Linked DNA regions of Homo sapiens: region 2 is linked to region 1. A link is a contact called in ENCODE Hi-C or POLR2A ChIA-PET data. All regions are on one chromosome and are shown on one strand. Each heading gives the region's core, a stretch centred on a gene start or an enhancer-like site at or near the end of the contact. The rest is flanking DNA. Distances are from core to core; before and after follow the strand shown. Region 1 holds the start of PTPRC-AS1 (PTPRC antisense RNA 1). Region 2 holds the start of LINC00862 (long intergenic non-protein coding RNA 862).

Region 1 (6,191 bases), core at 2,470-4,969:
ACAGGTGCATTTGTGGAAATAGAAGGAAGCAATCTTGAGCCTGAATACATTGAGGTACTGGCAAGCTTCTGGAAGTAGTTGAAGAAGACTTCAGTTAGAAGCTTGGTCAAATGGACAAAGCCCTGACCTGGACATTGGAGACCTGTAGCCACCTTCTGAATCCACAGCTGACCTAGTGGCCTTGATATATAATATTGATTGCAGGATAGTTTTGTGATGGTTAAGATTGCAGGCTTTAATAACTAGATTTCTTGGATTTAAATCCCAACTCTGCCACTTACTGCTTTTCTCTGGGAAGAGTGATTAACCGCTTTGTGCCTCAGTTTCCTTATCTTTAAATGAAAATAATTTGAGTGCATACCTCACAGGTACTAAAGAATAAATGATTGGAAAATAAACATTATTGAATATATGTTAGTAATTATTATTTTCATTGTTATGCTATTATTATTTTTATTATTAATGTATGACATCATGTTACCTGCCTAACAACAGAGTATTGAGACAAAAGCAAAATATTTTTTCTATATTAATAATCATAATAAACACCACTAATGTTTCCAAACTATACTTTTTTTTAACCCTACATGCCTTTAGTTCATGGAAAGAAAAGTATGTTAAAGATGCTATGGGGGTGAAGAGAATGATAAATATTATTATTTAAGACAATGTTTGCTATAATTTTTATATATCAAATAAGTTTATATGTTCTCAGAAAATTGGTCTTTGAATAATTGAGGACAGTGTGGGTTTTTATTCTGTTTCTGGAAGGCGGTGCCTGTGGCTGTGAGAAATAAGGAACAGACCATCTTCCCACATTTGAGAGGGAACTATACAAAAATGGGAAAATATTTGTTTTAAATATCTTTTGGATGTGAATTTTGTCATAATTGCAAACTGTTTTGGCAGCAAAACGAATTATTTCGGTAGCAAGAAGAGACTTAACGATGCTATGTGGGAGAAAAACTAAGTCCCTACTATCTTTCTGAGAGCACGTCTCAGAGGACATGATGTGATCCTGTAAGTTTGTAGCAATCTTATTGTGCCCCAGTGCAGACACTCCTTCCTACTTCCCTGTAGAAAACAGAACTGTTTTTTTAAAATTCTTTCTCAACTACCATTTTTAATAGTCATGTTACTTGATGACAAAATCTGATACAGTGGCCTTTAATACTATATAGTGAATGATTTTTGAAAATTTGGAAAACTCTAACCGAAATATACCAGGAACTGCTCTCCTCTTCATCTCAGATGTCTACTTCCTCTTCAGACCTGTGTGTGAAGCTCTAGAATAGGCTGTTTGGGAAGACTACAAAATCTCCTCTCCGAGGTCCCTTATAACCCTGATAGTTGCTAGATTTGAAATCAAGGATTTATTCTCCCCCTGCCCTGAGCCTCTCCCTTATGTCCACATAGGCTCTAGCATTGGAAGAAATATTTTAAGATCTCTTTCTTTTTGACTTTGTGATACTCCCATATTAAAAATGGCTTATGACAGGAAAAGGACAAATATGCTATATTTTTTCCCTTAAGGCTAATGTTCTCGGGACTACCATGAAAAATCCAGGTATCCTAATCTGGAGGGTTACCCTTTGGATCTGAATGGGATTGGAGTCAGTACAAGGGGTGGGGAGTGTTTTTAGAACATCCCGGCAGCATTTTTTTTTTTTTTTTTTTTTTTTTTTGAGACGGAGTCTCGCTCTGTCGCCCAGGCTGGAGTGCAGTGGTGCAATCGCGGCTCACTGCAAGCTCCGCCTCCCGGGTTCACGCCATTCTCCTGCCTCAGCCTCCCGAGTAGGGGGGACTACAGGCGCCCGCCGCCACGCCTGGCTAATTTTTCTTTTTTTTTTTTTGTATTCTTAGTAGAGACGGGGTTTCACCGCCCTGCTGCCTTTTAAAGCAATTTAATACATGAGTTAAATATCATATTTTAAAAATAGATTTTATTTTTTATTATAATTTTGATGAATGCATTTTTGTCAAAGTTGTCAAAGTCAAGAAGTCATTATTGAGACCCTGAGGGTAAGGCAGGAGCCAAGTGAGAACAAGCAGATGTCAAAGATGGTGAAAAACTAGAACAGCCAGGTCCCCCAGGCATATACAGAGAAGTTTTGCAATGGCAGGTCCCCGTGGTTGTCTGACCCAGACTTCCACCTTGAGGTAACTGGGGTAACTATAACGATATTTTCATCCTGATCTCTTCATGCAGTTATATGTTTCCAAGAACAGATAAACTGTGAACTTAATACAAGTGTCTCCTTTCCTTGGATTCTCACCATCTGGGTGGTAAACATGACAGAAACATTCAAGTATGTTCAATGTAGTACATGGTAACAAATGCTTTAGCACAGACTAGGGAGCATGTCTGGCAACATGTTGGCAAATAATTAAATTGGCACATTCAGGATAAAATGAGAACATGGAAAAACAGAATATGATTCTCTTTCCAGCCCTGGAAAGACATCCCAAGTGTACGTATTGTTTATATTATGTTATTAGTATATCTTTACCAGCAAAGGGCAGGTCATCATCATTCAATATGCTCAAATACTCACATTTAAAGACATAGGCACTTTGAGAGGCCAAGGGGGGAGAATCACTTGAGCCTAAGAGTTCAAGACCGGCCTGGGCAACATGGCAAATCCCATCTCTACAAAAAATACAAAAATTAGCTGGGTATAGTGCCTGTGGTCCCAGCTACTTGAGAGGCTGAGGTGAAAAGATTGTTTGAGTCGAGGAAATGGATGCTGCAGTGAGCCATGGTCACACCACTGCACTCCAGCATTCTAGCCTGGGCAACAGAGCAAGACCCTGTCTCAAAAAAAAAAAAAAAAAAAAGAGAGATGTAGGGAGCATTGTGGACATCTATTCATGGAGGGTTAAACAATAGAATTAGACAACCATGTGTATGTGTGGAATCATGTGTTTTTTCCACACATGTAGGAAGGAGAAGGTAGGAACAATGAAAAGATTCTTTTAGTGATCATAGTGGCTCCAAAACAGATGCTTTGGTATATGTAATACCCATTTATCTTATAAAGAAAATAAAGAAATAATAAAAGCATTTGCTAACCATGTTAGATGCTATAGTAAATGTAAAAATAAAGGGTCTGTTAATCTATTAACTGAGCTTAATATATGATGTGATATAACAGCAGCCTTCAAATATGCGGAGGGCTATAACAGAGATCATGATGAACAGACTTTTATTCTGGCTTAGAAAGACTAGACACAGAAATTAAAGGCATAAATTACTCTACAAGCAAAGCAATCTTAACATAACACTCCTTTCAAGGTAGACTATGAATATTTCCACCAATAATATATTTATTAAAATAGATTCCTTTTCATTTGTCTTTTTAAGTTAAACATAATCTTGCTTGAATGAGGATGAGTATAAGATACCTCAGTCATGACCTTGTAGATCACTGCATCAGCCAGCTTTGTATTCAGCTATCAAACAAAATAAAATGTGATCACTAGTGGTTCAAATACATTGGAGTTCTACAACTAAAGATCTAAAGGAATGAAATCCATGACTAGTACAAAGACATAATAATGCCCTAAGCAACTTACGATATTTTGATGTTTCTTTTCTGACACCCCATTCGATAGGCTTTTGTCTTCATGCTCAGCATCTCCTATCTCATTTGGGATGCTATGCGTCCACACCTTTCATCACATTCCAGCAAAAAGAAAGGGAAGGCAAAGTGGTAATATATTTTTCCTAGTGAGGTTTTGCCTCTTTATTCAGGGATGGAAACCTTCCCCAGAAGCTTTTGTCTACACTTATTGGCCAGAAATTTAACATATAACCATTCATTGCTGTCAGAGGTGGGAAGGAGTCCCTGAGAAAGAAATTATTCTTGTTTTCCAGCCTCTATTGTAGCATTTAACAAGGAAGAATGGGATTATGAATAGCTTTGGAATGTTTATCATGTCTTCTAGTTGCCATAGCTCATAGTCATTTTATATGATTGAATCTATATTAGGCCTTTTATCTGACAAGTTTCCCAATGTACAAAGACTGAAAAAAAATAATTTTCCTCAGATGGGAATAAAGAATGTCAACTGGTCTGGCCAAGTGAGTTTGGAAAGCTAAGATTTAGCCTTGGGTGCATTATTGATGGACAATAAAGGAGTAGGTGGCACTCATCCATTCATTCAGTTATTCTAGCTGTGCTATTGAATACTTGCTAACTGCAAAGCACAGAGCTAGATCCTAGTAAGAATATAGAAAAGAAAGTCACAGTCTCTGCCTTGAAAACATATTTATTTTATTTCTAGGACAAGACATCTACACATATACAAACTGTCAATTCATAACATGTCATGGAAACATAAAAGAAGGTATCAGTGAAAGTGGAGTGTTTAAGGAAATTTCCATGCAGTTGATAGAATTTTAATCCTATAATTTCAATAGGTAGTAGCTGTGTCTCAGGCATTCTAGGCAGTGCACAGCAAGAGAAAAGATTGAGATAAAGATAAAAACTGGAAAGAAGTAGGCAATCAGTCATATTTCTGCAAAGCAATGTTAGAAAATTGCATGTGTTAGCTTGTATACACAACTTAGCTTACAATGTTAGCTTGTAGCTAACTGAATACAGATGTGAGAGTTAAAATATACTCTCCTAACAGTAGAATAATGATTGTTAGAGTGGCAGGGATGATCTTATAGAAATAAACATTGGACAACCAGCAAAAACAGTGAAAGCCAGCCATATGGCTATCTGGAGGAAGAGCATTCCAGCTACTCAAATCCAAAGTGGTATCATGGTGTGATGTCTTTTTTTTTATTTTTGTTTTAGAGACAGGGTCTCACTATATTCCCCAGGCTGGTTTCAAACTCCTGAGCTCCTGTGATTCTCCTGCCTCAGCCTCCTGAGTATAGTCACATGCCACCATGCCCAGCTAAGTTATATATAAACATAAGCACAGAGTAACATGGTAGCAAAAAATAATGTCACCCAAATTAGGGTTTTGAAGACAATACAGGAGTTAGATAGATAAAGAAGAGAGGGAAGGGCATAACACAAAGGAACAGGAAGTATTAAAATGTGCGTGTTATGGACTTGCATACAAATTGAGTGCTTTAATTTTGCCAAGCATCTTTCATAACACTATAAGGAATTAACAGTATGAGATAGCATAAGTAAGGGGGCCTGAGAACTTACATAAACACCCTTGGTACATGGAAAGTAAATATAAAATGGTGCTGATAATTCTAATTACATAGTTTATAGAAAAGATACATGACCAAGCTTGAAGCAAGAATGATTGATAAGGAATTAGGTAGGTTCTGTATAAGGAAAGGTGATTTCAGATCCCAAAAGGGCATGGCTGAATGTTTAGCCTTTCAGAGTTGGGGAATCCATTTCTTCCTGTGGAAGGATTAGTCTTTAGGTGAATAGATATGTATCGAAGGGAAATTAAGAGAGCATAAGAAAACCCCACTTTACCTGCCATCTATCCATGGAAGCAGCAATAAGACCACCTGAGAGCTATGGTACAATTAAATTGAAGATATTTGAACACATAAAGTAGGTGTAATGTAACATATAGGCTCAAACATTTGAAAGTGATGATATTTGGTCATTGCTGGCCTACAAAAGAAATGATTTTATGTGATTCAGTCTAATGGTAATAGTTACAAAGGATTGACTTCTTCGCAAATAAAATGGTTGAAATAGTACCCAAAACTAGCAGATTGGGCAAAAATTACAAAGAAATATCTAAGTGGTTGCATAGTAACCACAAAAATGAACACACTTATTTTCAGAGTTCAAACCGTGGTAGATTTGAGAGTATGTTTGGAAATGACTAATGCTTAGTGTTGTTTACCCTGTCACCACATTCCTGCATAAGGCTCTTTATCTCTGACTGGTCATGCTCACATCTGTTTTCTGCCAGCCTTTTCTGGTGCCCGCAGGCACCCACCTGCACCCAATGTCCTCCTTTTATGCTTTCTGGCCTCCTTTCATGTACTGTGTGGTCCACCATACTACCTAATCTGCTATATACTCACAAAACTATTTACTTCTTTTGAAAAAAATGTATTATTAGATTTAAATATATGTATTTATATTTCCCTTCACTTTTTAAAGTTTTCACTTTATTTTTATACTATGTTTTAAGCTTCCCTAATATCCCACTGCTGAATCCCACCGACATGGAATCCACGGCATGGTGAA
Region 2 (6,191 bases), core at 1,358-3,857, 1.7 Mb after region 1:
TGTATATTTAAATCCATAAAACAATACTACATATTAACTATGGGTACATACAAATATATATAAAATATTAAAAAGTATACAAACTGAACATGGGCTCTGGGAAGTGAGGACAGAAGGAGGAAATGGACTTGGAATTAATATTCAAAGGCAACTTGATTTTATCATCAATGTTTTGTTTTATTTCTTTAAAAAAATTGAAGAAGATATGACAAAAATAATAACAGTTGTTAATTTTGAATGATGGGAATATAGTAGCGTTTACTGGGAATCAGAAGAGAGATGCTAGTCACAGATGGAAAAACTAACAGGATTTCAGGACTGGGTGGGTTAGTAGAGGGTATAAAGTTGCCAGAAAGAACGAAGAATAAAAATTATATTCTTTCTTTTCTTTAACAATGAGAGGCTAGCCACACCATTAAAAGAACTAAAAAACAATGAGCTCCACTTTAGAAAGGTTTGTCTTATTAATGAGACAGCCAAATCATGGCCAGCAAAAAGTCAGAATTCAAAAACCCAAGCTGGCACTGACAAGCTATCCTGCAAAAGTAAGGAATAAAATAGGTGCCTCATTCAATATCCTCAAAAAAAAATTTTTAAGACTTTTTTAAGGTCCATAGAGAGTTCACTTTGTGTATTTGGCTTGTTTACAACATATATAGAAACCCAACCACAGTGTCCTATACTCAACAATTGAAAGTGAGGTTACTAAATTTTAATACACATTTCTAGAAAGCCTGGGGGTCTGACTCTGAAAATAAGCCATTCTAGTAAGACAACTTGTTAAGAGTTTCCTTTCAGTAAGCAACATCGACTAACAGAGCAAACAATGATCCAAATTTACACTGTTCGAATTAAAATTTCAAGCATTAACCTCTATTTTGAAATCAATCTCCCTGTCTTTACATAAAGATTATCAACTTCCAATTATCAGAAGAATGCAGCTTATCTTTATTAAAATGTACCCCCCCAATATTTCATGATATTTACATGTTTGCATAGTACTTTCCTATCCTTTTGTAACATGTTTTGCAACTCCTGAAAAGTCAATAGTCTTAGCTCTTCTCTAAAGGGGGAAACACAAGAGACTGAGTGACTAGTTCAGGGTGACTCACAGGCAGAGTCAACATTGGAACTCGGAACACTGAGCCTGGCATTCCAAGTTCCCAAAACCTTGAGGCTCTTGCTAATCCCAGCAGAATTTTCTTCTTTACAGGGCTGTGCTTCTTTGAGGCCTCTGAGACTAGAATGTTAGTGTCCAAAGCTTTCTCTTTCAAAAGTAGTCAATAGTCAGAAATAAATGTTGGCCTGCAAGTTCAATCTTTTTCTTTTTTTTGAGACAGGGTCTCACTCAGTTGCCCAGGTTGGAGTGCAGTAGCACAATCATGGCTTACTGCAGCCTTGACCTCCTGGGCTCAAGCGATCCTCCTGCTTCAGCCTTCCAAATAGTTGGGACCACAGGCATACCCCACCACACCCAGCTAATTTTTAAAATTTTGTAGACATGATGGTCTCACTTTGTTGCCCAAGTTGGTCTCAAAGTCCTGAGTTCAAGGGATCCTCCCACCTTGGCCTCCCAAAGTGCTGAAATTACAGGTATGAGCCACCGCTTCTAGTCCATCTTCACTTTTTAAAAGGCATAGCTAAACTGCATTGATACAACCTAATGATCTCCCTAATTAATGTAACTTTGCTGGTAATTGTTTTTTTAGAGTCCTCTGTTTAAGATTGGGTTAAATTCAAATCAAATGGTACTGTTTAAACTGTTTGCTGTTTTTTGTGTTTGTTCCCCGTTAGTGCTATCTTGGACATGCTGAGCTTCTAACTGCCACAGGGCTGTTTTGCTACTACTGACCTTATAAAGCCAACAGTTAGTGACTGTGTATATAAGGATTTAAGAGATTATTTTACCAGAATAAGGTTGCTTTGTAGCCATCCGGTGTAAATGGTGTTTCTTTCCATTAACAAATTGAAGAGCTCTTAAGCACCTGAAATTAAATAACAGCTTAAAAAATAAATTAATATACAAAAAATTTAGGTTTACTGACAATATCAGATTATTTCCCATTAAAAAAAATCACCCAACTCTTTTTTCTGATGCCTTTCACGTGGGACTTCAAAAAGCTTTTCCAAATATTTTCACTATCTGTAGTTCTCATTCTAATTTTGTAAATTAAAAAAAAAAAAGAGCCAAATAACTGACCCAAAGTTATGCAGTCAGTTGGTAGTAAAAGCCAAATAAGAGCTCAAATTTAATCTAGTCGTTAGAATCTGCCACAGTGTCCTCTTCGCTAAGTTGTACTACTGCCTCATTTTATTTCCCTTAAAAAATAATTGTTTGCATATCAGTTAAACTGGTCACATTGAAATATAAAACACGCCAGTATTATCAAGAGGTCCTTTCTTAAAGCAACAAAATACAATCACCTTTGTGCTAAAAATAAGCTATAAAAATAATTGTGTACCTTATAAATTTATCTACAAGTTTTAGCCTTCATTATATTCATTAATTAAACTGCCATAAATCTTCCTTTCCTATTGCTAAGATATTCTTAAACTTGCATACAAAGCACCAAAATGCACATCAGCCACAACACACACAAATTCATCACTCAATCTCGGTCCATTACTCTTGCCAAGGTCAGTATAGAATATTCTTGAAATTTTCACTTGTAGAATGAATAGATGTTTTGTAAGGATTATCTATTCAGGCAGAAAAAAAGGGGGGAGGGGAAGAACACAAGAAACAATTAGCTATTCAACTGGTACTGAGCAAATTCCAAGTACGGAATCCTTTGTTTGTTTTTATCTTGTTTTTGTTTTTCTTACCTACCTTGGGACTCCAGTCCACGAGAAGAAATACATCTTGTGAGATTTTTGTACAGCCTTTCTACAAACCTCCGTAGAGAAGGAGACGTTGTTGTCAGTTTTGGCTTCCTTTTGCAGTCAGGGACTGGGACCCAGAGTTATCTATTTGCATTTCAACACCCTTCTTTTGTTTTCGGTCCCACAAGAGGCTCAACCAGTTCAAAAGCAGGTAAGGCAGTTAGATCATTGTAATGACCCTAGAAAACTCAAAGGAGAAAACTTTTGCAAACAATGTGGTTATTTTAGCAAAAAACTACTACTTATTTCATCAGTCAAGCCTACAGAGCTCAAGCTAGACCATCTTGTTAAAAATTTACCTTAGGTTGTTCTTAATTCTCTCTGTGCCCTAGAGAGAGAAGAATGATGGTGGAAAGCAGGGTTAGAGAACAGAGAGGAGGAGAGTTCTGCATCCAGAATCTCTTCTGAATAAACAAATATCGCTAAAATATCCAAATATTCACAGGAATTTACAGGTCACATTATTGCATTTGATTCTGAGAGCAACAGCCTCTGTCATTTCTGCTGAAGGAGCATTCCTATATAACTCTAACAAAATTAAGAGAAAAGAATACTTTCTAGGTGGAGAGAGTTGGAGAGGACGGGTAAAGGTGCAGCCATCCCAGTGTCTGAAGGACACTCAGACACAAATGCTGCTGGTGTATACTTCCTGTCACACCCACTCAGATGACTACATGGTCAAGATTCCAGAATGTGATCCCGACGACAGCTTTCTAAGCATTTAATATTCCAAGAGGCATCAGCAGATAAAAATGTGCAGAGTTGCAAATTTTTAATAGAAAAATCCCCCAGGGTCTATGTTGAAGGTCAGTGTTTGGGAAAAGGCTATATTATAATGGGGCTATGGAGTCACAGATTAGAGACGGAAGGGACCATAAGGTTCATTTCCTCAAGGTCCGTGGTTACACAGCTGGTTTGTGACAGGCTATGAGCTCTCTGGGGTCTCAATCTCACGCTCTTGAGCTTTTGGTTACCAAACCTGCTTAGATGAGATCCACAGTGAGGTTATATTGTAAAAATTCTAAGACTTGGCAAGTCAGCCTATAATGAAGATATATATGCATAGACTTCAAAGGACTGACCTTGTCATCACCTACAATAGCTCTGCCGCAAGATTACTGATTCAGGCATTCAGCTTTTGGATAAGCATCTTTCCTTCCAACTTGCATGACAACAACTCCAACTGCTCTTAGAAATATTGGGGCCTCCAGTCTATTGATCCATCTGCTTTCTCCCAATTCATTAGCCTTCAGCTGTTTTCACTTTCCTTCTTACTCAATTTTTATTCCATGGTCTGTTATTACTATATCCTTTTTGCCAATCCCTTAAACTCCCTTCCTCTCTGTTTTTTCTACAAACCTATCTAGGAAAACGACAGCCCTCATTGAACCCCGCCATCTCCTTTCTCTTTGCTTGCACGCAACAGTCAAACTCTGCTGGAGGTGATCAAAAGCGTAGATAGGTTCATCATCACCAACTTCTTATGGGCCCTCAATACTAACAACTACATTTTTGTTTTATTTTTAAGAAATGGAGTCTTGCTCTGTCGCTTAGGCTGGAGTGCAGTGGCATAAACACAGCTCAACGCAGCCTCCATCTCCTGGGCTCAAGAGATCCTCCTGCCTCAGGATCCCAAGTAGCTGGGACTATAGGCACAAGCAATCATGCCCTGCTCTAACAACTGTGTTACGTTTCTTTTTTCAACTTATTTTCCAAGAATTATTTGAAACTTTCTCCATCACCCGCAAGCTTCCAATACACCCATCTTTCTCTCTTTACTCCTTCATCTTCTGCTTAGATGAGGATTCTCTAGATCTTTTTCCACCCAGATCCCTGCTTTCCCTCCTGCTTCAAGGTGAGTGAGACTCCTCCACAACAAGGGAAATCCCTTCTCTTTGGCCTTGTATTCTCTTCTCTCATCATCACCCACAACCTTTTTGTCATTTTTTTCTCATATCACATCATTTTCATCAGAAAAGCCTATTGGTTCTGCCTTCAAAATATATCCAAAATCCAATAATTTATCATCATCATCACTCCTACCCCCTCATCGAAGACATGGTCATCTCTCATCTAGACTATTAATGGTCTATCAACTTTCACCATTGCCCCCTTACAGTCTATTCTCAACAGTGATCTTTCGAAATCATAAGTCAGAGCATGTTCCTCCTCTGCTTAAAACCCTCCAATGGCTTTCTATTTACTCAGAGTAAAAGCTGAAGTCCCTACAAAGACCTTTAATACCCTACCAGCACTGTCCAGTAGAACTTTCTGTGGCAATGGAAATGATCTACATCTCACTGTCCAATACAGTAGCCACTAGCTACATGTGGCTACTGTGCATTTGAAATGTGGCTAGTGCAATTGATAAAATGAATTTTTAATTTTTAAAATTTTAATTAATTTACATTTAAGTAGCCACTTGTGGCCAGAGGCCACCATATTGGAACACTCAGCTCTACAAGATCTATTCCCCATCCACCCTATCCACCTCTTGCCTGAGCCTATAAAAGCCCACAACACACTATAAAAACTCCTTTGAAGTCAGATGATGTCACTCCTCTGCTTAAAAATCTCTATAGTTTCCCATTTTACTCAAAAGCCAAAGAAAGTCCTTATCTTGATTTACAAGGCCTCATATGATCTGGCCACCTCACCCATCTCTCTGACCTCAGCCTCTAGCTTAATCTCTTCCTTGTTGACTCCACTCCAGGCACAACATTGCCCTCCTTAGTGGAACACATCAAGTATGCTATTGCCTCAGGGCCTTTGCTCATGCTGTTTTCACTGCCTGGAACATTCTTTTTCCCAATATTCATATGACAAACTCAGAGCTCCTTCACTTCCTTAGTAAGCACTCTGCTACAAGTGTCTTCTGATGAGAGGCTGATCTGACCTTACTTGATCTGAAAGTCCTATCCAAAACAATTCCCTCCCACTTGATCACTCTCTATCTCCATACTCTGTTTGTTGTTGTTGTTTTTAAGTAGAGAAGTAGTCTCACCATGTTGCCCAGGCTGGTCTTGAACTCCTAGGCTCAAGTGATCCTCTCACTTTGGGCTCCCAAAGTGCTAGGATTATAGGCATGAGCCAACATGCCTGCTCTCTGCTCTTTCTTTATAGCACAGATCTCCATCTATGTTTCTTTACTTATTACTTGTCTCCATCAGCAGGGGCAGCATCTCTGTTTTATTCACAGCAGTATCCCTAATACCTGAAACAGTACCTGGCTCAGAGTAGGGTCACAAACACGCACACACACACACACACACACACACACACACACACACACACGGCTGAATTTGATG

Evidence for each region. A loop is a pair of places that touch in the nucleus more often than their neighbours do. ChIA-PET counts read pairs that join two places held with the same protein, here RNA polymerase II (POLR2A).
Region 2: a loop to region 1 is called in a map with no recorded cell type, with 4 times the contacts of the local background. The contact joins the promoter of LINC00862 here to the promoter of PTPRC-AS1 in region 1. A Hi-C loop is called at or near these places in 1 of 37 single-sample maps with no recorded cell type. POLR2A ChIA-PET finds 5 or more read pairs at or near these places in 2 of 52 experiments (BJ and OCI-LY7).

What each region holds. Positions count from the first base shown.
Region 1 is chr1:198,663,423-198,669,613 of GRCh38, forward strand. PTPRC-AS1 (PTPRC antisense RNA 1) reads right to left here and starts at 3,720. Exons shown (of 3, transcript NR_199042.1): 1 at 3,577-3,720. All of the region lies in intron 2 of PTPRC (protein tyrosine phosphatase receptor type C), which reads left to right. RefSeq lists an enhancer at 5,342-6,191.
Region 2 is chr1:200,371,185-200,377,375 of GRCh38, forward strand. It overlaps LINC00862 (long intergenic non-protein coding RNA 862), which reads right to left and starts at 2,608. Exons shown (of 5, transcript NR_040064.1): 1 at 2,463-2,608; 2 at 1,909-1,985. RefSeq lists enhancers at 962-1,492, 2,889-4,088.